2 separate regions of the Homo sapiens genome follow, and region 1 is linked to region 2. A link is an interaction called in ENCODE POLR2A ChIA-PET data of the cell type or tissue named here. Cell type or tissue: A673. All regions are shown on one strand. Each heading gives the region's core, and the rest is flanking DNA. Links, peaks and the distances in the headings are about the cores only.

Region 1 (15,616 bases), core at 3,352-11,351, 460 kb after region 2:
TGGAAAACAGTTTGGCTGTTCTTTCAAACACAGAATTACCATATGACCCAATATTCCACTCCTAGGTATATATCCAAGAGAACTGAAAACATGTTCACAAAAAAGTGTGTATACAAACATCCACAGCAGCATTATTCATGATAGCCAAAAAGTGGAAACAATCCAATGTCTATCAATGGATGAATGGATAGACAAAATGTGGTATAATCATACAATGGAATATTATTTGGCCACAAAAAGGAATAAAGTACTGATACATGTTACAACATGGATAAATCTTGAAAACTGTAAGTGATGCAGCCATAAAAAGGAATGAGATCATGTCCTTTGCAGGGACAAGGATGGAGCTGGAAGCCATTATCCTCAGCAAACTAACGCAGGAACAGAAAAACAAACACCGCATGTTCTCATTTATAAGTGGGAGCTGAACAATGAGAACACATGGACACAGGGAGGGGAACAACACATACTGGGGCCTGTTGGGGGGTGAGGTCGGGGGAGGGAGAACATTAGAAAAAATAGCTAATGCATACTGGGCTTAATACCTAAGTGATGGGTTGATCTGTGCAGCAAACCACTATGGCACACATTTACCTATGTAACAAACCTGCACATCCTGCACATGTACCCCAAGAACTTAAATAAAAACAAAGAAAAGAAAACATTGAGTGAAAGAAACCAAATACAGAAGCCCATATATTGTATGATTCTATCTATATATAATCTATATGAAATGTCCAGAATAGGCATATCCACAGAGACAGAAAGTAGGTTAGTGGTTGCCTAGGACTGGGAGTTTGTGGGTGGGGAAAAAGGGGAGTTACTGCTAATGTGTACGGGGTATTTTTCTTGGCAGAGGGGGCTTGATGAAAATATTCTAAAACTGATTTTGGTGATGGTTTTACAACTGAATATTCTAAAAACGACTGAATTGTACACTTTAAATAGGTGAATTGTATGGTATATAAATTATATCTCAATCTAGTTATTAAAAATAATTTTTAAAGAACCACTTATACAATCCTTTACTATAAACTCTGTTCATTTTCATCCTTCAATCTTCTACTGAGTTTTTGGTATTTTTATTATTGATTTTTAGGAACTCTGTATATAAGGAAATTAGCCCTTCATCTGTGATATAAGTTGCAAATACTTTCTGTTTGTTGTTAATCTTTTGTTATTGTTTACAGTATTTGTTGGCAAGCAAATATTTTTCCTCTTTCTGCAACAAAATATATCAATCTTTTCTTTTATGGCTTCCAGGTTTTTTTTTATCAGCTCTCTTAGAAACATCTTCCCTTCTGTGAGATTGTAAGAACATCTTTCTGTGGTTTCTTCATGTTTGTGTTTTTGTTTTTTGTATTTTTTTTTTTTTTTTTTGAGACAGGGTCTCACTCCGTCTCCCAGGCGGGAGTGCAGTGGTGTGATCATGGCTCACTGAAGCCTCCAACTCCTGGGCTCAAGTGATCCCCTCACCTCAGCCTTTCGAGTAGCTGAGACTATTGCTACGAATGGCAAAAGCCGCAATTACCTTTGCACCAACCTAATATAAGCGTGCGCCACCACACCCTGCTGTAAAAAAAAAAAAAAAAAAGGTTTTTTTGTAGAGACAGATTTCTTTACATTGCCCAGGCTAGTCTTGAACTCCTGGGTTCAAGCAATCCTCCCACCTCGGCCTCCCAAAGTGCTGGGATTACAGGTATGAGCCACTGTAGCTGGCCTATATTGAAATTTTTGATCCATCTAGAATTTGTTTGCATATAAGATGTGAGGAAAGAATCCAATATCATATTCTTAACATGGCTACCAGTTGTGCTCATTAATTTAAATGCTCTCCCCAATGTAGATTAATTTTATTTCTATATTTGAGTCAATTTCTAAGCTTCTGATTCTGGTCCATTGATTGCCTGTCTATTAATATGTCAATAACAAATGTGCTGGTGATGAAGAGTGTGGTGATGGAGAGAGTACATGTTCTGGAGCTAGCACCTGAGTTCAAATCTGAGCTCTGCCACTTATTGGCAGTGTGAGTTTGAGTAGGTTAATCTCAACGGGCTTTTATGAGAATTAAATGAATTGTTATATTTAAAGAGCTTAGAACAGTGCCTGGCACACAGTGTTTATTGTTAGCAATTATAGTGGAATTATTATAGCTTTATAACAGATTTTAATATCTATTATAGATATTAACGAGGCTGGTATCTCATTATTTCTTTTCTTTCTCGGGATATTTCTGGTTATTTTAGTCTACATATTTTTTCTGTATGAGCTTTACAATCATTTCTCTCAAAAAAATAAGCAAATAAGCAAAAAGTCCTATTGGTTTTTTTTAGGGAGATCATGTTAACTTATAGATTAAATTAAGGAGCACTGACAGGTTTATGATTTTAAATCTTCCTAAGAACATACCATGCCTTTCCATATGTCCAAGTCTTTTTTTTGTTTCCAGTAGTGTTTTAAAGCTCTCTTCATATTCTTGTTACATTTCTTCCTAGGTATGTAATCTTTTTTTTTTTTTTTTGAGATGGGGTCTTGCTCTATTGCCCAGGCTGGAGTGCAGTGGTCTGATCTTGGCTCACTGCATCCTTAAACTCCCAGGCTCAAGTGATCCTCCCATCTCAGCCTTCCCAGTAGCTAGCACTACAGGCACACACCACTATGCCTGGCCAATTTTTGTATTTTTTGTAGAGACAGAGTTTCACCATGTTTCCCAGGCTGGTCTCGAACTCCTAGGCTCAAGCAATCTGCCTGCCTCGGCCTCCCAACGTGCTAGGATTGCAGGTGTGAGCCACTGCACCTGGCCCTTATTATTTTTTAAAATAAATTATTGATTTTAGTATATTTTGTCCATCTACCTTGCTGAAGCATAATGTTTATAATAGATTTCAATTTGATTACCTTGGGCTTTCCAGCTAAGTAATCATATCACCTGCAATCATGTAATTTTTCCTTCTCTTTTAAAATTTTTATGCCTCTTATTTCTTTTTCCTGCCTAATACAGTAGCATTGACTGGTTATTTTCAGAAAAATGGAAATAATGTTAGCAAAGAGTAAATAGTGAAATTATTATTTTTTGAGACGGAGTTTCACTCTGTCACCCAGGCTGGAGTGCAGTGGCACGATCTTGGCTCACTGCAACCTCCATCTCCCGGGTTCAAGCAATTCTCCTACCTCAGCCTCCTGAGCAGCTGGGACTATAGGCGCGTGCCACCACCCCTGGCTAATTTTTTGTATTTTTAGTAGAGACAGGGTTTCACCATGTTAGCCAGGATGGTCTCGATCTCCTGACCTCATGATCCGCCTGCCTCGGCCTCCCCAAGTGTTGGGATTACAGGCGTGAGCCACCGCGCCCGGCCCTGAAATTATTTTTATAATTATATATATCTTGGACTCCTATCTCATATTTCTTCCTTTTTTTTGTTTGTTTGTTTTTGAGATGGAGTTTTACTCATGTTTCCCAGGCTGCAGTACAATGGCATGACCTTGGCTCACTGCAACCTTTGCCTCCGGGTTCACGTGATTCTCCTGCCTCACCCTCCCAAGTAGCTGGGATTACAGGTGTGTGCAACCATGCCCGGCTAAATTTTTTTGTATTTTTAATAGAGACGGGGTATCACCGTGTTGGTCAGGCTGGTCTCGAACTCCTGACCTCAAGTGATCCACTCGCCTCCGCCTCCCAAAGTGCTGGGATTACAGGCGTGAGCCACCGCGCCCGGCCGTATTTCTTCCTTCTGAAAGATGAACATATAAAAAGAATTTCAGATATATATGAAAATATATGAGATATATAAGAAATATATATGAGAAAAGTCTTTTATGTTAAAAAACAGTTTAGACAAATGTATATTCAGCATAATCTCTACTATGCAAAGACAACAATGCATAAAAATACTAGAAATAATTAGCAAGTATTTTAATGGTGAGTGGATTTATGAGTGATTATTTTTCTACTTCATTACACTTTCCTGTACTACTACATTTCTACAATGAGCAAGTTTTTCTTTGATCAGAAAAACATAAACAAACAGGAAAAAAAGAATTAATCAAGTATGCAGCTTTTGGCTGAACTTGACTTTGAGCTTATGTGCTGATGCTTGAAATCCCTATCACCAAGCTCTCTTGACTCAGGCCAGTTTTGCGATCTGCATCAGAAATGCTTTATCTATTTCTTCCATCTGGCTAGGTAGTCTATATTCTAATCCCACAATGATGTCACTTCTCTTCTGCTCTTCTTTTATCTGAATCCAGGTGTTCTCCAACACGCTCTCACCCTCAGATTTGTGTCCAGATGTCCATGCAGCTACAGATCTTTTTGATATCAAACTGTTTTGTGTCATTTAAGTCTCTCAAGTATATTTCTTTTTCGTTGCTCATGATCCCCCACAAGACCTCCGAATGACCTAGATTGAAGTGTCCCACAAGAAAACCTTCTCTCTGGTATTCTTGAGCACTGACTCTCCTTGAGCAAGCATTTTCTAAAGTTTTTGAACCCTGGAATGTCTCTTAAGACACTCCAAGGAAACGCCATCCTAGCCAAGATGATGATTAATACAACTTTTGGAGATAGAACGTTCTTGAGGGAAGTCCAGAAACCATATTGATTGGCTTTATTACAAATTTCTGCTATCTAACCTCAACTGGACACTCGTGGCTACTGGATAATCATTTTAGTCATCTCCTTTTAACTTGGCATCACATGCCTTCAGATATTTTCCATTCTCAAATTTCCAAGCTAATCCTATGCCCCAAATCCAAACTCTCAGCAGAGAACCTCTTATTTTCTTGAGAAGACTGAAGCCACCTTTTTAAGTCCCTCAATTTCCTTCCTTTATACCTTAATATTTCTCTGCATTTTCACTTATCTGCACCTCTTCCTTCCTTCTTTCAGAGAAAGAAATCTTTCCCTTCTCTTCCTACAATTAATCTTTCCATCTATGCTCTTGAGTCCATGTTATCTCAGTTTCTGGGACCTTGCTCCACCAACTATCCCCTTTACGCTTGCATCGTTGACCTTACCTTCTCCATTAACTCCTTGCTGTCTATGCACACATGTCTAAGTGGTGTCTTAATCTAAAAAATCTTTCATAGACTCAACTCACTAACACCGCTTTCTCCTCCCTTTGTTTTCAAAGCCAGATTTCTCAGAGGAGTATGCTATGCTCATTACCTCCTCTTTCTTACTACCCATTCATTCACTCAGTAACTCCTTCAACGTTGCTTCCGTCACTCAACTAAAATGGTTCTCTTGGAAGTTATAACTCATTTCACCCCAACCAAACTACTGTAGTAATTCTTCTAACCTGTCATACTTAACAAAACTCACTGAGTCCTCTGTTTTTTGCTTTGCTTCTTTAAATAATATGTTTATACTGCTATTTCTTGATTTTTAAATGTTAGACATCTTTTAACTTTCAGTTGAAGATGACAAATTATCTTTTTCACCACACACATATACTTCCCATCTGTCCATCTTTTCATGATACTAATTTTGGCTTACCAATATTCAGTATTTACTCATTTATGACTATGTAAATATTATGCACAGCAAAAACACAAGGTATATTATTATATTTTCTTTCTTATACAACCTTTTGTTTTTCTTAGAATGATTATTTCTTTCTCGGTTTGTGGGGGTTTTTAAGTATTAATCAGTGCTTCTTCAACTGAAGTATTAAACCCTAATTCTCCAACTGAAGGTTGGACAATTTTTTTACACAACAGATAATCAATTCTATTATTTAATTTTCCTGCAGAAATTCCTCCTAGAGCCTTCTGTCCTGCTACTTCAATCTGAATTGCTTTCTAGCTGTCTTGCACAAACTGTTGTCCTGCAACTACCTTCCATTATCATTCTAAGAATTCTCTTTCTTTCTCTCCTGTGTTGCACCCCTTGATGCTAGATCTCATAATTTCATCTTCCTAAACTTATTCTCACTTTTTGATAAAACATACTCTTCAGTAGTTTCATGAGAAAGGCTGCATAAAAGTTAAAGTTTATGAAACCCTGCCCATCTAAAAATCTTTATCCTCGGCTGGGTGTAGTGGCTCACACCTGTAATCCTAGCACTTTGGGAGGCCGAGGTGGGCAGATCACCTGAGGTCAGGAGTTCGAGACCAGCCCGACCAACAAGGTGAAACCCGTCTCTACTAAAAATACAAAAAATTAGCTGGGTGTGGTGGCGGGTGCCTCTAATCTCAGCTGCTTGGGAGGCTGAGGCAGGAGAATCGCTTGAACCCAGGAGGCGGAGGTTGCAGTGAGCCGAGTTTGGGCCACTGAACTCCAGCCTGGGCGACAAGAGCAAGACTCTGTCTAAAAAGAAAAAAAAAAAAAAACAACTTTATCCTCACAGTTGATTGATAGTTCGGTTTGGTACAGAATTCTAGGTTGAAAATAATTTTCTCTTAGAATTCTAAAAGCATTGCACTTTTTTTTTTTTTAAGCTTCTCATGTTGCTGTTGAGAAGCCTGATGGCATTCTAGTTCTTCCAATTTCTCTTTCTAGAACTTCAAATTTTTAGGTCTTATACTCCTGGACTGGGCCTTCAGTTTTCTTTTTTTTTTTTTTTCCTCCTGTTTTCTACTTCTTTGCCTTTGCTGGGTAATTTCTTGATCTTTCAACCCATCTACTGAATTTTTCTTTCAGCTATTACAATGTTTACTTTCTAAGAACTCTTTCTTGTTCCTTTTTTTTTTTTGGAGACAGAGTCTTGCTCCATCACCCAGGCTGCAGTGCAGTGGCACCATCTTGGCTCACTGCAACATCTGCCTACTGGGTTCAAGCAATTCTTGTGCCTCAGTCTCCCGAGTAGCTGGGATTACAGGCACCATGGCCAGCTGATTTTTATATTTTTAGTAGAGACGGGGTTTTGCCATGTTAGCCAGGCTGGTCTTGAACTCCTGACCTCAGGTGATCTGCCCTCCTCGGCCTCCCAAAGTGCTGGGATTATAGGTGTGAGCCACCATGCCTGGCCTCTATTTTGTTTTGTTTTGGCTTCTGGCTATCATATTAGAGACTTCCCCCAAATTTCTGGTGATCCTTGAATACCTGAATATGTTCATTCCTATTTGGTGCGAGGTACTAAAAAACTGGTTATCTGAATGAATTGGAGCTTGTTTATATTGAGCTTCACTGTAGAATGAATGGGCGGAAACCTGGTCATTTCATTGTGCAACTCCTAAATGTCAGATTTGTAGGGACTTCCTCTGAGGCTATTTCAGTTTCTCCAGAAAATATTCCAGAATCCCACCTGGGGTATATTCATTTGGAAGCCAGCATTCTGACAGCTAAGCAAGGGAAGGGAGCTGGAAAATAAATGTCAACATTTAGCAGATAGACATTGACAATCTTTTTTCACTAGGGCATCTCACCTACGCTCTGTGTCTGGTGCTCCTGAGTCAAGAGCTCCTCTAGTTTAATATCTCCAGTCTTCTATGGAATGAAGGGTAGTGACCTTGATGCTTGAAGTTGGGGGAGGGATCTGGGGATCTAATTGCTCCTCATAATGATTTTCAATATATCCTCTTATTTTCAGCTCCCCTCTCACTCCCAGTTTCAGAGTACTTGACACCTCCAATTCTTTTTTTTTTTTTTTTTTTTTTTTTTGAGAATGAATCTCGCTCTGTCACCCAGGCCTGGAGTACAGTGGCGCAATATCAGCTCACAGCAACCCAGCAACCTCCACCTCTCAGGTTCAAGAGATTCACCTGCCTCAGCCTCCTGAGTAGCTGGGATTACAGGCACCTGCCATCATGCTGAGCTAATTTTTGTATTTTTGTAGAGACGGGGCTTAACCACCCTGGCCAGGCTGGTCGCAAGCTCCTGACCTCAGGTGATCTGTCTGCCTCTGCCTCCCAAAGTGCTGGAATTACAGGCGTGAGGCCACCACGCCTGGCCGACACCTCCAATTCTTGAACCCACCTCCAATTCTTGAACCCTTTTAGGCCTCTATGGCACAAACATACCTTTTTCCTTTTGCAAGTAGTTATACATCAGTTTTCTTTACCAAATCAGTTTTTACTTATGCTTCTGCTGTCCACCGTCTAAAATTTGGTGGATATCTATTATTTCCTGTCATGTCTTCCTTTGTTTTGTTCTTGTGCCTTTACATCTTTTCTCCCTCTTTATTATACTTTTATTTTATTTTATTTATTTATTTTTTGAGGCAAGGTCTTGCACTGTTGCCCAAGCTGAAGTGCAGTGCTGCGATCTCGGCTCACTGCAGCCTCTGTCTCCTGGGTTCAACCGATTCTCCTGCCTCAAGTCCCAAGTAGCTGGGACTACAGACATCTGCCATCACACCTGGCTAATTTTTGTAGTTTTAGTAGATATGGGGTTTCACCATGTTGGCCAAGCTGGTCTCGAACTCCTGACCTCAAGTGATCTTCCTGCCTTGGCCTCCCCAAAGTCCTGGGATTACAGGCATAAGCCACCACACCTGACGTATTACAATTTTAGTGTGCTCTACAGAGACAGCAAATAAACACATGTATTTGGCCTGACACTTTCTAGAGGGTCTATAACTATTTACATGTCCATTTTCTTTCAGACGAGACTGTGAACTCTTTAAAAATAGAACTATATTCTCCTTATTCTTTTAGTACCAGCACCTAGAATAATACCTGGCACAGAGGACACACTAAAAAAATACTGTTGAATAAACGAATCGATGAATGAGGGAGCTCCCTGTATATCTTTCATCTGGCATAGAGCTTTGAACATTGAAAGCACTTAATAATACACAAATTCAATAAGGAAAACTTTATGGCTGACATTTTGTACTTAAAATTTCAAATATATGGTTCTCAGGAAGACTTGTATACATTGTAATTATCACTTACATGGCTACAGCATTTAGGGTATACACTACAAACAGAATATAGTCCTGTTAACTAAGTAACTGCTAAAAGTGAATTCTGATTCCATTGTTTGAAAAGTCTCCATCTTAATGTCTTTTTTAAAAGAAAATTTCCCCCCTTCCCCAACCTTAGTTTTGATTTTTTTTTTTCTGTTTTTTTTTTTTTTTTTTTTCTGAGACAGGATCTTGCTCTGTTGCCCAGGCTGAAATGCAGTGGCATGATCACAGCTCACTGCAGCCTCAACCTCCTGAGCTCAAGGAATCTTCCCACCTCAGCCTCCCAAGTAGCTGGGCCAGAGGCGTGAGCCACTATGCCTGGTGAGTTTTTCTTATTTTTGTAGAGATGTTGGTCTCATTGTGTTGCCCAGGCTGGTCTCAAATTCTTGGGCTCAAGCAATCCTCCCATGTTTGCCTCCCAAAGTGCTAGGACTATAGGCATGAGCCATGGCAACTGGTGCTTTTTGATTTGTTGTTGTTGTTGTTGAGACTGTTGCCCAGGCTGGAGTGCAGTGGCGCAATCTCAGCTCACTGCAACCACTGCCTCCCGAGTTCAAGAGATTCTCCCGCCTGAGCCTCCCAAGTAGCTGGGATTACAGGTGTGCACCACCACGTTCGGCTAATTTGATTTTTTTAATAGAAGAAGAAAGGTGTAGGAACATATTAACCACAAATTAAAAGACTATATGAAAAGCCACTGTTTGACTTGAGAACAAGCTTGTGCACAGAGATGACAGTGTTACACAGCATATGTACTGAAATCTTCTACCCTCAATACACTAAAATAATGAATTTTTCATAGTAGTCATAGTTTTTACATCACTTTAGAGTCAATATTCAGAATAATTACAAAATATTTTTCTAGGACCTGCTCAAGTATACAAAAATATAGTTTGTAATATATCAAAGATATCTTATGAAATAAACTTAGCAATAAAGCAAACTTCTCCATCACAAATCATATTTACTTTTTATTCTAGACAAGCTGGTTTCCTCCTTTCTTTTCAAAAAGCATTATTATTATCACTTTAGCGCTCATGCTGCCTAAAATGCCTTCTTCTCTCCCTCCTATTCAATTTTTGTCCATCTTTCAAGGTCCAATCTAAGCTTCCTTTTCTTTCTTTCTAAGTTTTAAAATATTTCTCAAAAAAATACAGGGTCTCACTATGTTGCTCAAGTTGGTTTTGAACTCCTGGGCTCAAGCAACCCTCCTACCCTGGCCCCCCAAAGTGCTCGGATTACAGGCATGAGTCACTGCACCCAGCCTAATCTTCATTTTCGATGAAAGCTTCCTTCCATTGAGAGCTTCCTCTCCTCTTCCTGATGCTCCGTAGCACCTTTTTGAACCATACATCCCGACACCGGATTACATTCTATAGGATCCCACTCCCTAGTTGTCTTCCCAGCTAGATTGTAAGCATCTTGGTAGCCAGGCCACAGCCTTCTTTCCTATATCTCATAATTTCTAGTACCACTTTGGACACATAGCAGATGCTCAAGCAAAATTTTCCTATATGAAAGCTATAAAAATAGCTTTATTTTTACTATGATTATAAAAATGTTATATGCTCATTATAAAAACTCAGACAATATAAAAATGTGTGAAGAAAAAAGTAGTCTCAACACTAAGAGAAAATCATTCACAACATTTCAGTAAACCTCCTTCCAAATATTTTTGTATGCATGTAAACATATAAAGACATAAAGATACATAATTTTATATAAATAGTACTCTACCATCATGCTGTTCTCACAATAAATATAAATGTTCAGTGTCTGCCTAGAATATTATCACATATTTGCTCATCATTGCTTTCTGAATTTAATTTTACTTTAAAAGTAGAAACATACTTTCAAGAAATTATTGGACAATTAGCATAATACATAAGGCTCTGATCACTGAAATTATATATTTTTCAGACTATGAATTATTTTGTCATCACATCTATTGTAATTATAAGTTCATTTTTTATCCATATATGTGTGTGTGTATATATATATATTTTCTAATTAAAAGAGCTGGAATACATCTATATATTTTAAAAGATATTGGTCATCTGGTAAACACTTTTGTGGACTACTCATTAATCCTTATATGTTTTGTTATACATCTTTCCTGAGGTTTCAATTAGCTAATATATCCTCACATTCCTTCTTCAAGTGACAAAGCTGATGATAATTACTTTCCTATATCGGTTTCATCTCAATTGGATGGCCTCTTGTTTAAACGATAGTGGTGATGGTAAAGCCTACGTTATATAATTTGTCCATGTAAAATCCATCAAATTGAGTTTTTGAGAAATGGTAATTTACAGCTTTAAAGGTTCTGTTTGGTCCTGTGCATCTAGAAAAACAGCTTGCAACCTACTAAGTTCCTTCTGGTCATGCCAGATGAGAATTTCCAGACCGTTTTTCAAATCAGGGCAAGGGGAAAAGAACAGAACAGGGAATCCTTGGCTGCCACAGCCAGCTTCAAATAATTCAGTGTGCTGGGAACAGCAGCCAACTGGGTGCGACTGACTGCACCCTTGCACCAAAGCCAGAGAACAAAGATGAAGGGTGAGGAAATTAAGGAGATTCTTGAAGTGACTTCCCAGGAGGAATCTCAGACCAGCCACACCCAGTCCCTTCATCTTAGTAAATAACTCAGCAAAACTGCAAATGGGCTTAGTGGAGTCCGTGAAGGAACCTCTCCCACAGAGTGGGGGATTTCTTCCTCACTGCTGCTACATGCAACTTCCCAAACCCAAGCTTGCCTGCAGGGGAAGTGTGTGCTCTCCCCAAGTCACAGCATGTTTATTATATGATGCACAAACAAACAGCAAATAGTCCTTGGAGGGTTTTCTCTATTTCCTGGCAGCAGAAAGAGAGCAGCTGTCTTACAGTTTAACTGGGGTTTTGGCCTTTTTAATACAGTTTTTAAAGTTTGTAGTGGAAATCCTATTTTCTATCTTTATCTGATGGTTAAATTGAAATTTGAAGTGCTCCTTCCAAGACAGGCTGAACTGATTGGTAGTGGACTATATAAGTAAGCACGACCCAGCAGGCATTCATTATTTTATTCACCCAGTATTTATCAAGCACCTACAATAAGCAAGGTTCAGAATGGGGATCCAAAGATAAAATATGCAGTCTTTGCCCTCAAGGGAGCTAACAATGATCATTATCACAATGATAAAAGCAACAGACTTTGACAGAGCAGTTATTACATACCGGGATTACTGAAGGCTCCAGTCGGTTATCAAATCTAGTTTTCACAACACTGAAGTAGTATATTCTCCATTTTATAGATGAGAAAACTAAGGCTTGGAAAAATTAACCTGACCATGGTCACACAGCCATATCCAATAAAAAAGGCACCTGAACCTAGGGCCATTTGACTCTAAAGTCTTTCTCTTTAGTGCCTCACACAGAAGTAAACAGATAGTTGATATTACAAATTTACAATCTAGATGGGGAAAAAGGAAAGATAAAAATCCACTTATTCTTAATTCCACATGGCATTTTATGAAAGAGACTATGTATCTGCCAATAACTAAATATAAGGTATGATAGGACAAATGCCCTAAGAGGTCGCTTTTGAATGGAGGCAGGGGAGGGCAAGGACAGGAGGAAATGGGAATCTACTTGAGCTGGGTCTATTTGAGGATGGGCAGGACTGTGACAGACAGACATGGGGGAAAGTTCTACATGGTGGGAAAGCAAAAACAGAGGTGTGAAAGGGGGAAAGCACAAGGAGTGTTTGGGGAAAGTGTTTCTGTGTGGCCAGAGTATAGTCTATAAGTAGGAGAGTAGTGGTTGGAAAGCTGGTGTTGGGTCATGAGTAGCCTTATGATAGTCATAAATTCATATTTCATTAGTAGGCAATACAGAACCATTGAGGTTCTCAGCAGCAGTGACAAGACCAGGGCTGTGCTTCAGAGAATTACATTTCCAACTGTCTTGCAGGAGTTCTCAAGCTTCAGTGTGTATGAGAACCACCTGCAGAGCATTTAAAATGCCTGGGTCCCAACCAAAAAGATTCTGATTAAAGTGGTCTGGGGAGGGACCTAGGCAACAGTATTTTTTAAAAGCACCCTAGCTGATCCTAATATGCAAGCAGGGTTGAAACCGCTTAATGTTTCCCAAACTTGAGTGATCCTAAGAATCACCTGAAATGCTTGTTAAAATTAATTCCCAGGCCCCTTGCCTGCTGGCTGTGGTCGAGTACGTTTGAGGTGGGATCAAGGAATCTGTCTTTTTGACAACCTCCCCAAGGTGTCTAATTAGGTTTCTAAATTAGGGTCAGGCGGTATCAGTGGGAATCAAGAGCAGGTTATGCCAAGCAAAATAAAACTGGAAAATATTAAATTTTCAACATTATTTATATTTGCTTTTACATACTTCCAGCTCTCTCTCTCTCTCTCTCTCCCCCTCTCTCCATCCATCCACCCACCCTGTTTGAGATGGTGTCTCACTCTGTTGCCCAGGCTGCAGATCAGTGGGTATTTACAGGCACATTCATAGTGCACTTATGTTCTCCAACTCCTGGGCTCCTGGGCTCAAGTGAGATTACCGGCATGTGCACTGTGCCTGGCTTGGTAGATCTACTTTAGAGAATGCGTTTAATAACGTTGTGTGTTACAGTCTCACTTCAGCCTAACTTTAAAATTAAAAAGCAACAACGGCCGGGTGCGGTGGCTCATGCCTGTAATCCCAGCACTTTGGGAGGCCAAGGCGGGTGGATCATGAGGTCAGGAGTTCAAGACCAGCCTGGCCAACATGGTGAAACCCCCGTCTCTACTAAAAACACAAAAATTAGCTGGGCATGGTGGCACATGCCGGTAATCCCAGCTATTTGGGAGGCTGAGGCAGGAGAATTGCTGGAACCAGGACCCAGGAGGAGGAGGTAGCAGTGAGTGAGATCGTGCCACTGCACTCCAACCTGGGCTACAGAGTGAGACTCTGTCTCAAAAAAAAAATAATAATAATAAAATAAACAGCAACAACAACAACAATAAAACTCTTGTATTTTCAAAGAACTTCCAAAATCTGCTTATTATGTCCTTCAAAGCATGAAATATCCAATAAACAAGTATTATACGTCCCTCTCTAATAAGAATTATTATTTTTAAATTTTAAACCAGGTGGAGTAACTATTTTTTCTCTTGAAGATAGGTAAAATGGAACTTAAAATTAAAGAACTTGTAGCTACTTTACCTTCATCTGTAAAACAATGAAAGAAGAAATAAAATCACATGGGCAATGCATTCTTATGCCTTAACTACTACAATTACGTTTTGGGCTACAAAATCATACATTCATCTCAGAGACTAAATGACACAAAATGTATATGTTCATTTAGCAGCAGAGCATGATAATGGCTAGAACATTTGACTGACAACCAGAAGACCTGAATTTAGTCTTGGTTTTACAGGTCCTACCAAGTGACTAGGAGACCTTGGCTTTGATTTTTATATTTACACAATGGGGAAGGGTTGAAGTAGATCAGTAGTTTTCAAACCATGTTCCACAGAAGCTTAGAAATTTGCAGAGGCACTTAGAAGTTTCTATAAAAGTTTAATTTCAATTCTTATTAAAAACATACTTTTATTTAAAGTCTATAAGAAAAACAAAATGTACACTAAATATGTTACACAGTAAATTTTAATATACACACACTATCAACCTGTGCTCATAGGTTAACTCATTTGTGGAATTTCTCCTACTCCACAAATATATATATATATTTGCAACTGTAAATGTGCCACTGATTAGGAAATTATTATCTGCTCTGGTCTTTTTATTTTCTTTTTAATCCAGGACTATATTGGCATGAAAGCTGAGATTACATAAAATCTTTATACTGGATGAGAAGACAGATGTTGTCAAGCTCTCCTTTTACTTATATGATCTGGTATAGAAGCAAATGCAAAGTAAATTTATTATTTTATAAAATGCTTGATAATTATAAAATGGAAGTCTTTAAGTGTTAAGATACTAACAAAGTAGTATAAGGTAGTCATATTTGTACGGTGACTGGAAAGGCAATGGCAGAAAAAAATTCAAGGAGTAGAGGATCACATAAAAGAGAAGGCAGCCAAAAATATTGTGTAGATAAGCACTAGCAGTTAAAATTATACAAGAAGTTTTCTTTTCTTTTTTTTGAGATGGAGTCTTGCTCTGTCACCCATATTGGAGTGCAGTGGCATGATCTTGGCTCACTGCAACCTCTGCCTCCTAGGTTCAAACAATTCTCCCACCTCAGCCTCCTGAGTAGCTGCAATTACAGGCGCGCGCCACCGTGCTTCACTAATTTTTGTGTTTTTAATAGAGACAGGGTTTCACCATGTTGGCCAGGTTGGTCTTGAACTCCTGGCCTCAAATGATCTGCCCACCTCAGCCTCTCAAAGTACTGGGATTACAGGCATAAGCCACTGTGCCTGGCCAAAATTACACATGCAGTTTTCAAAATTAACATTTACATTTTAAAAAATATTACATTGGATAACATACAGATTGATACAGGCTGTCAGTTTTATTAGGACAAAGTCTTTAAGCTGCAGATCTTTCTGAGTTATTTGCAGGGATATAAGCAGTTGTATCAAAATTTATTCTTTTATACTAAAGTTTCCTGATTGACATAAGGCAGGTATGAGGACTACAGTTAAAAAAAAAAAGTAATTACCATTATTTCTACCTTAAACTAAAATCCATTGAATATAAGTTTATCAATGTGGAAATAAATTAGATGGCTCAATTTGATAACGCAGGGTCACAACACG
Region 2 (15,616 bases), core at 3,148-11,147:
TCTCTGGCAGCTAGGCAAACTTTATGCTGTAAGACTTCAGATTCACTCCTTGTTATTAACCTCTTAATGCTCCTTGTTATTAACAATATGTTCCTTATTAACCTCTTAATAACCTCTTAATAACTCTTGTTATTAACCTCTTAATAATGAGTATTGGAGACTTTATGGTTCTGAATGAAGGTCAGTATTTATTTGTTCTTTTGAGACAGAGTCCCGCTCTGTCGCCCAGGCTAGCGTACAGTGGTTCAATCTCGGCTCACTGCAACCTCTGCTGGGAGGGGTTCAAGCAATTCTCGTGCCTCAGCCTCTCAAGCAGCTGGGATTATAGGTGCCCGCCACCATGCCCGGCTAATTTTTGTATTTTTAGTAGAGATGGGGTTTCTTCATGTTGGTCAGGCTGGTCTCGAATTCCCGACCTCAGGTGATCCGCCCACCTCGGCTTCCCAAAGTGCTGGGATTACAGGCATGAACCACTCCACCCGGTCTTAATTTTTGTATTTTTATTAGAGATGGGGTTTCGCCATGTTGGCCAGGCTTGGCCAGGCTGATCTTGAACTCCTGATCTCAAGTTATCCGCCTGTCTGGGCCTCCCAAAGTGTTGTGATTACAGGCATGAGCCACCATGTCTGGCCTATTCTTTGATTCTTGATTTTTTTATTTTTATTTTTTTGAGAGTGAGTGTCACTGTTGTTACCCAGGCTGGAGTGCAGTGGCACCATCTCAGCTCACTGCAACCTCCACCTCCTGGGCTCAAGTGATTTTCCTTCCTCAGCCTTCCGAGTAGCTGGGATTATAGGCATGTGCCACCATACCTGGCTAATTTTGTATTTTTAGTAGAGATGGGGTTTCTCCATGTTGGTCAGGCTGGTCTCAAACTCCTGACCTCAGGTGAACTGCCCGCCTCAGCCTCCCAAAGTTGATTGCTATTAATATAATCCTATAGTTACCAGAACACGTATACTAGAATTACAGTACACTGAAATGGTCAAAAGGCAAATAAAATAGAAATAAGAAAATTTTGATGAAAATCTGGAGAATTAAGTCTTTCTGTAATTGAGAGTTGATTTTTTGATTGTGGAATCCTTGAAATGGTTTGAAAGAATGATGTGACTTGAATGGGCTTTATAAACACAGCCTGGTAAGGATAGCTGTGACAGCTTGGGACAGTGGATTTGGGGTACCACCAGTTAACATTTCTGGCCCTGTTTTCCTGTCTTTAAAGTGGAGATACCAACTCAGAATAGTAATGTGAGGATTAATTGAGGTAACTTATGCTAGGCACTGAACAGTGCCTGATACAGTATTGATAATGCTGTTTCTTTTTCCATGTGTAAAATGGGCATACCACTAGTCTCTTGGGTCAGTAATGCATTTCAGCCAAATGAAATAAATAACACAGGTGAACTGCCTAGGAGTGCCATACATAGATGAGCAGTAGCTACTATGTCAGTGTTCCTTTTGTTCCCTTTTATGAGTGCATTTTGTTTTGCATTTTCTTGTGTCTGTTGTGGCTTAAGGGATAAGATTTGTGTGTCTGAAATGCTGTGCTAAACAGGACGTTGTTCCTTGTGGAATACTTGGGTAATATGGTTTCCTAGATTTCATATTCACTATTTCTACTTTGAGAGTCTACTGTTAGGAGGCTTCTGTGTTCAAAGAAAACTGAAAATTATAAATGAATATTTTGGATTTGTAATAGGGGACACTTGGGTCTCTTCGTAGTTTCAAGTGACAAGTTGAGGCGGGGAGGAGGGCTCTAATATTTAGAGTTGTAATGCAGATTTAAGACTTAATCAGTTTTAGCTATTTGCTTTGTAAACTATATTGTATCAAGAGTCCTTATTTGCCGAAAACAGCTTTCTTTTTTTTTTAGAGACGGGGTGGGGACAGGGGTCCACGGGTCCGCTATGTAGCCCAAACTGGTGCAAACTCTTGAGCTCAAGCAGTCCTCCTGTCTCAGCCTCCTGAGTAGTTGGGATTGATTACAGGAGGGCAACATCATGACTGCCTTGAAGACAGTTTCCTTGATGAGACCTTTGTAAAATAACTTTGGTCTTGTCATAGAATTGGCTTAGAATCTTCTTAAAGTAGAGGTTTCTTTATAGAATTCTATAGTTATTTTTTAACCTCTGCTGTGCTGTGGAGGCCATGAGTACATATTTGTTTATTTTACACTTCATTAAGTTCCAGATTTGTAAAGTTTGGGGCTTTTTTGGGCTGTTGTTTTCCGAGACAAGGTCTCATTGTGTCACTCAGGCTGGAGTGCAGTGGCGTTATCGTGGCTCACTGTAGCCTCAACCTCCCAGGCCTCAAGTGATTCTTCCCCACCTCAGCCTCCCAAGTAGCCGGGACTATAGGTGCGCAACACCACGCTTGGCTAATTTTATTTTTTGTAGAGATGGGGTCCCACTATGTTTCCCAGGCTGGTCTTGACCCCCTGGTCTCTAGCAATCCTCCTGCCTCGGCCTCCCAAAGTGCTGGGATTACAGGCATGAGCTACCATGCTGGCCTTCTTTTCCATTAGAGACAGGATCTCTCTTTGTTGCCCAGACTTGAGTGCAGTGGTGCAATTATAGCCTGGAACTCTTGGGCTCAAGCGATCCTCCAGCCTCAGCTTTCCGAGTAGCTGGGACTACAGGTGCACACTGCTACACCTGGCTAATTTTTGTAGTATTTGTAGAGACGGGATCTCTCCTAGTCTTGAACACCTGTCCTCAAGTGATCCTCCTGCCTTGGCCTCCCAAAGTGTTGGGATTACAGGTGTGAGCTGCCGCACCCAGCCCTGTTGATATTTTCTAAAGATGAGCACAGTCCAGCCCTGTTGATATGTTGTAAAGCTGAGCACGGTGGCTCACGCCTTTAATCCCAGCACTTTGGGAGGCCAAGACACGCGGATCACGTGAGGCCAGAAGTTTGAGACCAGCCTGGCCAACATGGTGAAACACTGTCTCTACTGAAAATACAAGACTTAGCCAGATGTGGTGGTGCGTGTCTGTAATCCCAGCTCCTCAAGTGGCTGAGGCACAAGAATGGCTTGAACCCAGGAGGTGAAGGTTGCAGTGAACTGAGATCACGCCACTACACTCCAGCCTGGGCAACAGGGAGACCCTGTCTCAAAAAAAAAAAAAAAAAAAAATGGAGAAAGTATCAAGAATGATGAGGTTTTTTTAGTGATTGCATTGATACCTAATGGATCTCACTTAATCAAATTTGATGTGCCACTTTTAGATATGTTCATGGGTGCAGATACGGCTTTATTTATTTGAGACAGAGTTTCACTCTTGTTGCCCAGGGTGGAGTGCAGTGGTGCGATCTCAGCTCACTGCAGCCTTCGCCTCCCGGGTTGAAGCGATTCTTCTGCCTCAACCTCGAGTAGCTGGGATTATAGGCACCTGCCAGCATGCCTGGCTAATTTTTGTATTTTTAGTAGAGATGGGGTTTCACCATGTTGGCTAGGCTGGTCTCGAACTCCTGACCTCAGGTGATCCACCTGCCTCGGCCTCCCGAAGTGCTGAAATTACAGACGCACGCCACCGCGCCCAGCCCAGTACGGCTTTAGAAAGAACTCTCCACTAACTTTATGACCTCCAGGTCTTCTTTTTATAGCTACATTCAGCTTTGACAAAATGGAGTTGAATAATTTTACTTTCTTTCTAAGTTATAACTCCATTAAAACTGTGTTTTGGGGGGGAATGTCTTTAGTTTGGGGATTATGCAAAATGAAGTTTTTTGATTCCTGGGCTGTGTAATTTTGTACTGTTATACTTTTAATTTCGAAGGGTCAGTAGTTTCCATTTTCTTTCTTTCTTTCTTTCTTTCTTTCTTTCTTTCTTTCTTTCGTTCTTTCTTTCGTTCTTTCTTTCGTTCTTTCTTTCGTTCTTTCTTTCTTTCGTTCTTTCTTTCGTTCTTTCTTTCTTTCTTTCTTTCTTTCTTTCTTTCTTTCTTTGACAGTCTCGCCCTGTCACCAGGCTCTGGAGTACAGTGGTGAGATCTTGGCTCGCTGCAACCTCTGCCTCCTGGGTTCAAGCGATTCTCCTGCCTCAGCCTCCCAAGTTGCTGGGATTATAGGCATGCGCCACCACACCCAGCTAATTTTGTGTTTTAAGTAGAGACGGGGTTTCACCATGTTGGCCAGGCTGGTCTCAAACTCCTGACCTCAGGAGATCCACCCGCCTTGGCCTCCCAAAGTGCTGGGATTACAAGTGTGAGCCTCCACACCTGGCCAAGTAGTTTCCATTTTCATAGTAACATTGCTACTCTTTAGCAAAATAATCATTAAGTTAGAAACTGTCACCACTTTCTCCTTGTTCTTTTACCTTTTTGTTTCCTGTGAGATTGAGTAAGCTCTTGCAGACTGTGTGAATATGTATGATATTGGTGATAATGTGAGGTGACTAATAGTCTACTGTGAGTAGATTGTCTTTTTTAACCCAGTATTATTTGGACATCTGTTAAGTTTTTGTTAATTTCTGTTTTGTACAGATAATTTGCTGTACGCTTTTTCCAGTTGCTTTGTACTTCTAGCTTTTGTGTATGGGAAACATTCTACTTTTCAGCTCCAGCCGCTTTCCCTCACACTGCAGTCACATAGCTCAGCTAGTGTTTCTTTCCTGGATGAATTCTGTCTGGGTGTTGCTGCTGCTAACTTACCATGCTAGATCGGGTGGGATATTCTCAGTGAGAAACACCTGTGCCATTTACTGGCTGCTTGCCTGTTTTTTGTTTTGTTGTTGTTGTTGTTGTTGTTTGAGATGGAGTCTCTCTCTGTCGCCCAGGCTGGAGTCCAGTGGCGCGATCTCGGCTCACTGCAGCCTCCACCTCCTGGTTTCAAGCCATTCTCCCTGCCTCAGCCTCCCAAGTAGCTGTGATTACAGGTGCCCACCACCATGCCCGGGTAATTTTTGTATTTTTAGTAGAGACGGGGTTTCACCATCTTGGCCAGGGTGGTCTTGAACTCCTGACCTCGTGATCCACCCACCTCGGCCTCCCCAAAGTGCTGGGATTACAGGCGTGAGCCACCGCGCCCAGCCTGCTTGCCTGATTTTGAGTGCTCTCTGAGCAAGAGTCTCGTGGGGGCCGAGGAGTGAAAGGAAGTCAGGGTGGTGATGACAGCTTGAAAATGCATAACTGTTTGACATTTGTCAGCTAGTGGGTGATTACTGCATGATGAAGCAGCACTGCTTTGTGTTCAAAGTCATTTTATAGCAGGCTTTCAACAAGGATATTTTACTGGAAGCTGTTTATGTGGTAAAAGATTATTTATCCCTTAGGTCTGTATTTCCTAGATGGCTAGAGCAAGAGGAGCAGACATCACATTTCGTGTTTAGGAATGCTCTTCAGCCCCTCCATGCTCATGATTCAGTATTTGTCATTTAGTGCACAGCTAATCTTTTTCATGAGGCTTTTCCTGTCCATTCATTCCTGTACCTGATTTAGTATTTTATTATTTCAGCAAGATTTTAAGCTTTTTGAGGATGGAAACTGCCTTACTGCTTAGTGTATTGCATATACTTTAGGGGAGTGGTTCAGGCATATAGTCCCTACTCTAATTATACCTTGTGATTTAGCCCCTCTTGTAATATCTTATTGCACCAGAGGTGGACACCTGGCCCAAGCTGGGCAAATCACTTTGTCCTAGGAATTTGAGATTAGAACTGAGATTCAAGTCTTTAAGATACAAATAGTCACCTACATTCAGAGAACTCAGGACATAAAATCAGATGCTGGTATGCAGCCAAGTTCAGGCTCGTACAGGTGGAAGCAGTGAAGGTCATTCCGTAGGGAGGGAGAAGTAAGTAGATTTCATCTGGAAAGAAGCATAGATGAGAAATGCAGCTCTGGAGAGAGGGCAGCCATCCACATGCAGAGCAAAAATCTGGATGCCTAAAGACTTTCCAGGTGTGGGCCTGTTTGGAGTTCTTGGAGTGGTCTAGTACCCTTTCAGTTAACTCTAGTTTTTATGTAAGCTTTCTGTTATTTTCAGCCGAAATAACTTTGAGTTAGACTTAGTACAGAGCTCTGCACAGCACTTGTAAAATTTGAAATTTAGAATCATCTTGTCAGGGATCATGGCTCTTTGGAAGAGTAGCTGGGATTACAGGTGTGTGCCACCATTCATGCCTGGCTGATTTTTTGTATTTTTAGTAGAAACAGGGTTTCACCATGTTAGCCGTGACTGGTCTCGAACTCCCGACCTCAGGTGTTCTGTCCGCATCGGCCTCCCAAAGTGCCGGGATTACAGGCTTGAGCCACCACACCCAGCTGTTGGGAAGAGTGCTTTTTCCCCCATACCCTCCTTAGCCCCAGGCAAAAGGCCGCTGGAGGTCTTGACTCCTTCAGTATATATATTTGCATTTGGTGTTTAGAATGCTTTGCCAGATCAAGATTATGAGTTTATTTTTTTAACAAGTTTTTTATAATTATTTGTTTTTAATTTTTTTAGGAATATGAGCCTGTTAAAAATAATACTGCTATTTCAGATAGGAAACTTAAAGTGAGCCATCAGTTTTAGAGAATTTTTGTTTGTGAGGCATATGGATTCAGTCTTTTCTTCATTTCTAGTTAAGTGGCGTTTGTTTTAGTTTCCTGATTGTTTCCTCTTAAAAAAATGTTGATGGGCTTGAGTGGAACACAATAATGTGGGTTGAATGGCTGTTGAGACTTTAAACAAAGGGTAATGGTGAATGGCTGTGTGCCCAGTTGATGGAGTCTCTCTGGTCCCAGCTCAGTAACTTCATGAATGATCTGTGAGAGGAGCATCACAGTGGTGTTTTTCTCTTTGAGAAATGTTAATAAGGGAGAGGGGGAAGCTCTGAGAAAGACAGTTTAGCGCTTCTAACGTGATTTTGTTTTTTTCCTGTGATATTTTGGTTTGTTAGGTTGAAAGACTTTATTCCAGAGAAATGTAAACATTCCCTGTAATACTAATGAGCAGGAATTAAAAAGAGACAAGCTAGTTTTGAAATGGAGATTTTTTTTTTTTTTTTTTTTGAGACGGAGTCTTGCTCTTTTGCCCAGGCTGGAGTGCAGTGGCGCGATCTCGGCTCACTGCAAGCTCTGTCTCCCGGGTTCACGCCATTCTCCTGCCTCAGCCTCCCGAGTAGCTGGGAGTACAGGTGCCCACCACCATGCCTGGCTAATTTTTTGTATTTTTAGTAGAGACGGGGTTTCACCGTGTTGGCCAGGATGGTCTTGATCTACTGACCTCGTGATCTGCCCGCCTGGGCCTCCCAAAGTGCTGGGATTAGAGGCGTGAGCCACCACGCCCAGCCAAAATGGAGATTTATATACAACCTGGTACACAGCCAACATCAAGATTCTGTCTTCCATATATAGATAATGTAGGATAGAAAAAGCTAGAAGATATTATTTGATATCAGAGATCAAATGATGATTGCAAATATATCTAAACAATATTATGGGCCAGGCATGGTAGCTCATGCCTGCATTACCAGCACTTTAGGAGGCTGAGGCAAGAGGATTGCTTGAGGCCAGGAGTTTGAGACCAGCTTGGGCAAATACAGGGACTCTGTCTCTACAAATAAAATTATTTAGCCAGGCATGGTGGTGCACACCTGTAGTCCTAGCTATTTGGGAGGCTGAGGCAGGACTCAACTCCTTGAGCCCAGGAGGTTACAGAAAGCTATCATTGTGCCAATGTACTCCAGCCAGCCTGGGTGAAAAAGTGAAACACCTTTCTTTAAAAAAAAAAAAAGAAAAGAAAAAAAAGAAAACAAAATGATTATGCCTTTATGTGTTGTGTGTATCGTACTAAACCCAGTGCTGTGCATAGAGGAAATTTTACAGTCTATAGTGTTACATAAGTACTGGGGCCTTGCATAAAGTAGATATCTGGTAATTATTTGTTGACTACTCCATGTCTAGTCAAATGGCACTTTAATTTTATGTTTTGGAACAGTTCAGTATTAAGGATTAGTAATAGGAAAAAGACTTAACATTTTAATTCTGTGAATTTAAGTCATTGTCTTCTGAAGATGGAGTACTTTAAAAGCTCCAAGGAGTTATCTGGAAAAAAAATGTAAGCAGCTTTCCATCAAAAGACATTATGGTTAAGGTTTGTACTGTAGGCCTGGTGTGGTGGCTCACGCCTGTAATCCCAGCACATTGGGAGACTGAGTCGGGTGGATCACGAGGTCAGGAGATCGAGACCATCCTGGACAACATGGTGAAACCCCGTCTCTACTAAAAATAACAGAAATTTGTTGAATGTGGTGGTGTGTGCCTATAGTCTCAGCTACTCAGGAGGCTGAGGCAGGAGAATTGCTTGAATCCAGGAGGTGGAGGCTGCAGTGAGCCAAGATGGCGCCACTGCACTCTAGCCTGGGCGACAGAGTGAGACTCTGTCCCAAAAAAAAAAAAAAAAAAAATTTGTATGGTAAAAACCTTGTGGAGCTCTGATCTTGAAACTTCGTAATTTTTATTGCCTGAACAGTCAGAAGGCTCCTAGACAACTCTGATTTTGGCTCAGTTTTCAGTAGCTCCAAAGAATAAGAAAAGGATAATCTGATATTGCTGGCAGTCTGCACTCTTGCCTTTCTGGGCCAAGACATGCTTTTCCAAATAAAATCAAGGAAATAGTAAACCACTAGTAAAAATGAATAAAGCATCCAAGAGTTTGCCTCCTGTCATGTCCTGTTTTCTCCTTTTTGTTTCTAGGCTGTTTGATATTAAACTCATGTGCCAAAACTATACTGTGGACTTGTCCTTCCTACTTCCCCTTTCAAGCTGATGGGAAATAATTATGGAAAGACATTATGTTTATTATATATTCATTGTTTTTATTGCGTGCTATTTCTGTTTAATAGTCTCTGCATACATTTACAAGTGCAATTTTTATTTTTTATTATTATTTTTTGAAATGGAGTCTCACTCTGTCACGCAGGCTGGAGTGCAGTGGTGTGTTCTCAGCTCTGCAGCCCCCGCTTCCCAGGTTCAAGTAACTGCCTCAGCCTTCTGAGTAGCTGGGATTACAGGTGTGCACCACCACGCCCAGGTAATTTTTGTATTTTTTTTAGTAGTGACGGGTTTTCGCCATGTTGGCTAGGCTGACCTCCAACTCCACCTGACCTCAGGTAATCTGCTCACCTTGGCCTCCCAAAGTGCTGAGATTACAGGCATGAGCCACCACACCCGGCCTACAAATGCAGTTTTTTAAAAAGCTTTGCAAACCTCTTTACTGAGCTAATTTGGGTTATAGATAGCATTGGGAAACTATCTATCAGTCTGTCTATCTATCTATCTATTTATTTATGACAATCTCGCCTTGTCGCCCACGATGGAGTACAGTGGTGCAATGTTGGCTCACTGCAACCTCCGCCTCCCGGGTTCAAGTAATTCTCGTGCCTCAGTCTCCAGAAGAGCTACTACAGGCCGTTGGCACCATGCCCAGCTAATTTTTCTATTTTTAGTAGAGATGAGATTTTGCCATGTTGGCTAGGCTGGTCTCAAACTCTTGGCCTCAAGTGATTCACCTGCCTCAGCCTCCCAAAGTGCTGGGATTGCAGGCTTGAGCCACCATGCTGGCCAGAAACTATTTAAAAACAAACTCTTGGGCTGGGTGCAGTGGCTCATGCCTATAATCCCAGCACCTTGGGAGGCTGAGGCGGGCGGATCACAAGGTCAGGAGATCAAGACCATCCTGGCTAACACAGTGAAACCCTGTCTGTACTAAAAACAGAAAAAATTAGCTGGGCACGGTGGCACACGCCTGTAATCCCAGCTACTTGGGAGGCTGAGGCAGGAGGCTCGCTTGAACCCAGGAGGTGGAGATTGCAGTGAGCCGAGATTGCACCACTGCACTTCAGCCTGGGCGACAGAGCAAGACCCTATCTCAAGAAAAAAACAAAAACAAAAAAACTTGTGGGCATGCTACAGGAAAGCTTAGGTGAGTAAATATAGCAAAACAAGACATGATTTATTTTTTTTTTTTTTTTGAGATGGGGTTTCGCTCTTGTTGCCCAGGCTGGAGTGCAGTGGTGCAACCTTGGCTCACTGCAACCTCCACCTCCCCGGGTTCAAGCGATTCTCCTGCCTCAGCCTCCTGAGTAGCTGGGATTACAGGCATGCCCCACCATGCCCGGCTAATTTTCTATTTTTAGTAGAGACGGAGTTTCTCCATGTTGGTCAGGCTGGTCTCGAACTCCTGAACTCAACTGATCCGCCTGCCTCGGCCTCCCAAAGTGCTGGGATTACAGGTGTGAGCCATCTCGCCCAGCCCAAGACATAATATGTTTGTGGAGTATCTTAATAACTATTGCCTACGGTAGTTAATGGTATATCTTATCTCCATAGAACCATTTTTTTTTTCTTTTGGTTTGTGAATTTGTTGTATGAATTGGTTCTGAGTTTGGTTTTCAACACATTTAAATGGAATTTATATTTAGGTTTCAGTAGTTATTAGTGTGAGGGATACTCTTGAAATTTGTGCCAGGTACTTTTCTGGCTCAAACTATTATGGATCAGGCGTAGGGTAGCTGAAGTTCTAGATTATTACTGTGAAATCAAGTGCTGTTTTTGTTAATGTTCATTTGTCTGGTATAAGTTTGCTCTGGGGCTAAGCTAGATCTATGGAAAGACTTAACCCTTTTCCAGAAAGCTTCCAACTTAGGGAAAAAAATTTTTTTTTTTCTAATTCTGACTGTTCCACTTCTGAAAAAAACAGATCCACAGATCAGACTTGTAAATGATCTGTTTTCTTAAGATATCTTCTAACAGAATGGGTCTCCAGGGAACTGAGTGACAACACACATTTAGCTGGGAGTGGCAGTTCATCTCCCTAAACGTAATTTAACATCACATTTATCTACACACTACAGTTTTGGAGGCATACTTGGAGATTGAACTTATACTTCTCTTGGCTTATTTTATTTTATTTTATTTATTTTTGAGATGGAGTCTCGCTCTGTCGCCTAGGCTGGAGTGCAGTGGTGCGATCTCTGCATACTGCAAGCTCCACCTCCTGGGTTCACACCATTCTCCTGCCTCAGCCTCCCGAGTAGCTGGGACTACAGTTGCCCACCACCACGCCCGGCTAATTTTTTGTATGTTTTTAGTAGAGACAGGGTTTCACCATGTTAGCCAGGATGGTCTCGGTCTCCTTACCTTGTGATCTGTCTGCCTTGGCCTCCCAGAGTGCTGGGATTACAGGCATGAGCCATGGCGCCCGGCCAGCTTTATTTTTATAATTTTGTGTCTGATATATTTCTAACATAATTGTGTAGAGAAGCTGAGATTTCTTGAACTTTGGAAAACATTGAAATCTTGATAGAAAAAATACTAAATATGGCCAGGCGCCGTGGCTCATGCCTGTAATCCCAGCACTTTGGGAGGCCAAGGCGGGTGGATCACCTGAGGTCAGGAGTTCGAGACCAGCCTGGCCAATGTGGTGAAACCCCATCTCTACTAGAAATACAAAATATTAGCCGGGCATGGTGGCAGGCGCCTGTAATCTCAGCTACTTCGGAGGCTGAGGCAGGAGAGTAGTTTGAACTAAGGAGGCGGAGGTTGCAGTGAGCAGAGATTGTGTCACTGTACTTCAGCCTGGGCAACAAGAGTGAAACTCTATGTCCAAAAAAAAAAAAAAAAAAAAAAGGAAAGAAAAAATGCTAAATATAACTTATGTTGTGGTCTGGAAAGAAATAGCAGCATACATAGGTCATAGAAACTTCAGTTGAGTTTATATTGATGTAGCTGCTTTTATGAAGAGGGAGGGGAAAAACTAAGAGTTGAATATATTTAACTATTGTGCAACAGAGTGTCACTAAAATAGTTATAAATATTCCTTTTTTTTTTTTTTTTTTTTTTGGGGGAGAGTCTCGCTCTATTGCCCAGGCTGGAGTGCACTTGAGCAATCTCAGCTCACTGTAACCCCTGCCTCTTAGGTTCAAGTGATGCTTCTGCCTTAGCCTCCCAAGTAGCTGGGATTGCAAGTGCCCGCCACCATGCTCAGCTAATTTATGTATGTATGTATGTATGTATTTATTTATTTTTTGAAATGGAGTCTCGCTCTGTAGCCCAGGCTGGAGTGCGGTGGTGCGATCTCAGCTCACTGCCACTTCCGCCTTCCGGAGTTTAAGCAGTTCTCCTGCCTCAGCCTCCTGAGTAGCTGGGACTACAGGCATACACTGCCATGCCTGGCTAATTTTTTGTATTTTAGTAGAGAGGGGGTTTCACCATGTTGCCCAGGCTGGTCGTGAACTCCTGAGCTCAGGCAATCTGCCTGCCTTGGCCTCCCAAAGTGCTGGGATTATAGGCATGAGCCACTATACCCGGCCAATTTTTGTATTTTTAGTAGAAATGGGGTTTCACCATGTTGGCCAGGCTAGTCTTGAATTCCTGACCTCAAGTGATCCCCCCGCCTCAGCTTCCCAAATTGCTGGTATTACAGGCGTGAGTCACTGCGCTTGGTCTAATATTTCTTCAGAAATGTATACTGTATGGTACTATTTCTTGAAGGTAGCTTGCTGAAATAATAAGATCAGCTTTCTGAATTGCCAGATCCAGAACATCAAAAAAAAAAAATACTGTGATAGAAAAAAAAAAGCCTTCTGGATCCACCCCCAGGAATCCTAGTGGGTTCCCATGGTAACAACCTCTTTGCTTACAACTTGTCACTGTGTAACTGTCACTGGGGTTCAGAGAAAAGCCAGTATAGCAAGAACTGTGTGGCATTAACAACTCCTTAATAAAATGCTGTTGCACATTTGCAGTGAGCCAGAAATAGAAAAGAAAGTTTAAAGGTTTTAATTTCTGTGTTCCGTTAATTAGAAGCTTTAAAAAGCTGCCTAATTATGGTAAGGTGCTGCAGCAGTGGGAAGGTGGTGGGTGGCCCAGGCTGGCATAGGAGGGAGAAAAAGTAAGCTATAGGCTGAAAATGCTAGAAACTTCAGAGATTTTTTTCTTCTTTAATCCTATCATTTTGAAAATGAGGGACATGGAATGCCTTACTTAAATTCACATAGAGATAGAAGCAGGAATTTTCCCAGCACTGTTCTGTTGTTTCTACCCACACATTGGATTCACCTTTCCTCTACTTTTCATAGTGAAATCAGTTTCTGAGGTTAGCAAAGGACCTTTACAAAAGTTATGCAGAGAAACTTTCTATCCATGGAAGGAATCCCTTCTACAGCATCCTGGGCAGGCAGCGTCTGCCTCTTTCCTCAGGTGGAGGTGACTTGTTTAATTGGCAAAAGCCCCTGTACTGGAGTTCAAAGGGAAGATAGTTTTATGTGGATTCCCCATTTTAAAGCTATACATTGTTTTTCTCTCATCATAAAAGAGCAATTGTACACTGGGCATGGTGGCTCACGCCTGTAATCCCAGCACTTTGGGAGGCCGAGGTGGATCACCTGAGGTCAGGAGTTTGACACCAGCCTGGCCAACATGGTGAAACCCGTCTCTACTAACAATACAAAAATTATTTAGGCCTGGTGGTGGGTACCTGTAGTCCCAGCTACTCAGGCAGCTGAGGCAGGAGAATCGCTTGAACCTGGGAGGCGAAGGTTGCAGTGAGTTGAGATTGCGCCACTGCACTCCAGCCTGGGCGACAGAGCGAGACTCTGTCTCAAAAAAAAAAAAATAAAAATAAGAGCAGTTGTAATCAGAAAAATTCCCAAATGTTTTTCAGTAGCCTGTTTATCTCCATTTAAGTCATGCTTGTCAGTCATGACAAGAAAAATAATTCTTTAAAGGAATTATGTCATGCCTAAACCCTAGAACTTGGAAAAGATAATGCCATATTTGGAACAAGCTAGTTCTTTAACAAGTGGGAGGGAAGAGATGATGATAAATGCTATATTGAGTTTAAAGTACTTTACAATGTGCTTAACGAGAGGAGATGATTTTGAGCTAAAGAATATCAAAACAGGCCTCAAAAATACTTCTAAGGCAAAATCAGAAGCCAAGTAGGCAAATTGTTTTGTGTTTTTGTGGTGCATTTTGCGAATGCTTTTGTCATTGTTTCTAGAGTAGGTATATCTATACAAAAGTGAGCTTGGGGTTCAAAAATAATATTTCGGGTCTTACTGTTTGTTTGTTTGTTTGTTTGAGATGGAGTCTCGCTCTGTTGCCCAGGCTGGAGTGTAGTGGTGTGATCTTGGCTCACTGCAACCTCTGCCTCCCAGATTCAAGCAATTCTCCTACCTCAGCCCCCAGAGTAGCTGAGACTATAGGCGAGTGCCACCACGCCCGGCTAATGCTTTGTATTTTTAGTAGAGATGGGGTTTCACCATGTTAGCCAGGATGGTCTCTATCTTGTAACCGTGTGATCTGCCCACCTTGGCCTCCCAAAGCGCTGGGTTGACAGGCGTGAGCCACCGCGCCTGGCCTGTTTGTTTTTTTTTGTTTTTTGTTGTTGTTGTTGTTGTTGTTTTGATTCGGAGTCTTGCTGTGACAAGCTGGAGTGCAGTGGTGCGATCTCAGCTCACTGTAACATCGACCTCCCGGGTTCAAGTGATTCTTGTGCCTCAGCTTCCCGAGTAGCTGGGATTACAGGCATCTACCACCATGCCTGGGTAATTTTTGTATTTTTAGTAGAGACGGGGTTTCGCCAAATTGGCCAGGCTGGTCTCAAACTCCTGACCTCAGGGAATCCATCCGCCTCGGCCTCCCAAAGTGTTGGGATTACAGGCATGAGCTACCACGCCGGGCTTTTTGTTTTAAGACAGGGTGTTCCTTTGTCGCCCAGGCTTGGAGTGCAATGGCATGATTGTGGCTCACTGTAGCCTTGACCTCGTGGGCTCAAGCAATCCTCCCGCCTCAACCTCTCAAGTAGCTGGCACTACAGGCACATGCCACCATGCCTGGCTAATTTTTTCCATTTTTGTAGAGACAGGGTCCCCCTGTGTTGCCCAGGCTGGTCTTAAACTCCTGGTCTCAAGCAATCTTCCTGCCTCGGCCTCCGAAAGTACTGGGATTACAGGTATGAGCCACTGTACCCAGCCTTTTTCCTCTTCTTAAAGTCTGGTCCTCTCTCCCAGTTTTCATGTCTCACAGCCATCCTTTTGTCTCTGATACCGCTTCTTAATTCTAAACAGCTATATTCTATAAGCTGCTACCAAAGAGAGAAACATCATCCTCTCTAGACTGCCGTGGAGTCAGTGCCACATATACCAAACTGTCTGATCTGTGACTATGTCCTCTTTTGACTGGGCCCACATTAAAGCATGTCCCAAACGCTATCTTGATATATGTCCTCAGTAGCAATCTTGTTTTTTAAGCCTTCCTTTACAGGTTGATTCACAGTGGGAGAGAGCCATGTTCAGAATTTTTTTCTGATAGCCTGAATTTTCTTCTTGTCTTTCATGTCTTTGCTTCTATTTATGTTCTTTGTACCTCTTCTTCCTTGAACTTGGATCTTCTGCATAGTTGACTCTATTATATCATCTTTGGGGCTGCAGAATAAAATGTGGAAGATTTTAAAGTTAAGGTTCCCAGAATAATGTTGTCGCCCACATTGCACATATGTCACATTTTGAGTTTACTAGTTAAGCCTCTAAATATGCACTTTATATACAATATGCGCAGTGCGATGATTTAGGTTGCCATGAGAACCTAAAAATTTTAGGCTTAAATGGTTCGGTAACAGACACTTTAAAAT

What was found. Peaks named below come from ENCODE experiments on the same cell type or tissue, not always from the same donor. Only the 100,000 strongest peaks of a DNase experiment are listed, where the experiment ranks them.
Region 1: POLR2A ChIA-PET joins it to region 2 with 8 read pairs; 2 of 35 experiments call an interaction of 5 or more read pairs at or near these places.

The regions. Positions count from the first base shown.
Region 1 is chr11:47,067,914-47,083,529 of GRCh38, reverse strand. All of the region lies in intron 3 of CSTPP1 (centriolar satellite-associated tubulin polyglutamylase complex regulator 1), which reads right to left. Among named protein-coding and RNA genes, the nearest start is that of ARFGAP2, 100 kb to the left of the region's middle. In A673, for the core only: no CTCF peak of the experiment used is centred there; no DNase peak of the experiment used is centred there.
Region 2 is chr11:47,530,017-47,545,632 of GRCh38, reverse strand. The region is part of intron 1 of CELF1 (CUGBP Elav-like family member 1); the gene reads left to right. Among named protein-coding and RNA genes, the nearest start is that of CELF1, 15 kb to the left of the region's middle. RefSeq lists an enhancer at 2,967-3,466. In A673, for the core only: CTCF peaks have their summits at 5,617 and 8,374; DNase peaks (open chromatin) are centred at 5,222, 6,692 and 10,742; H3K27ac peaks cover 2,030 bases.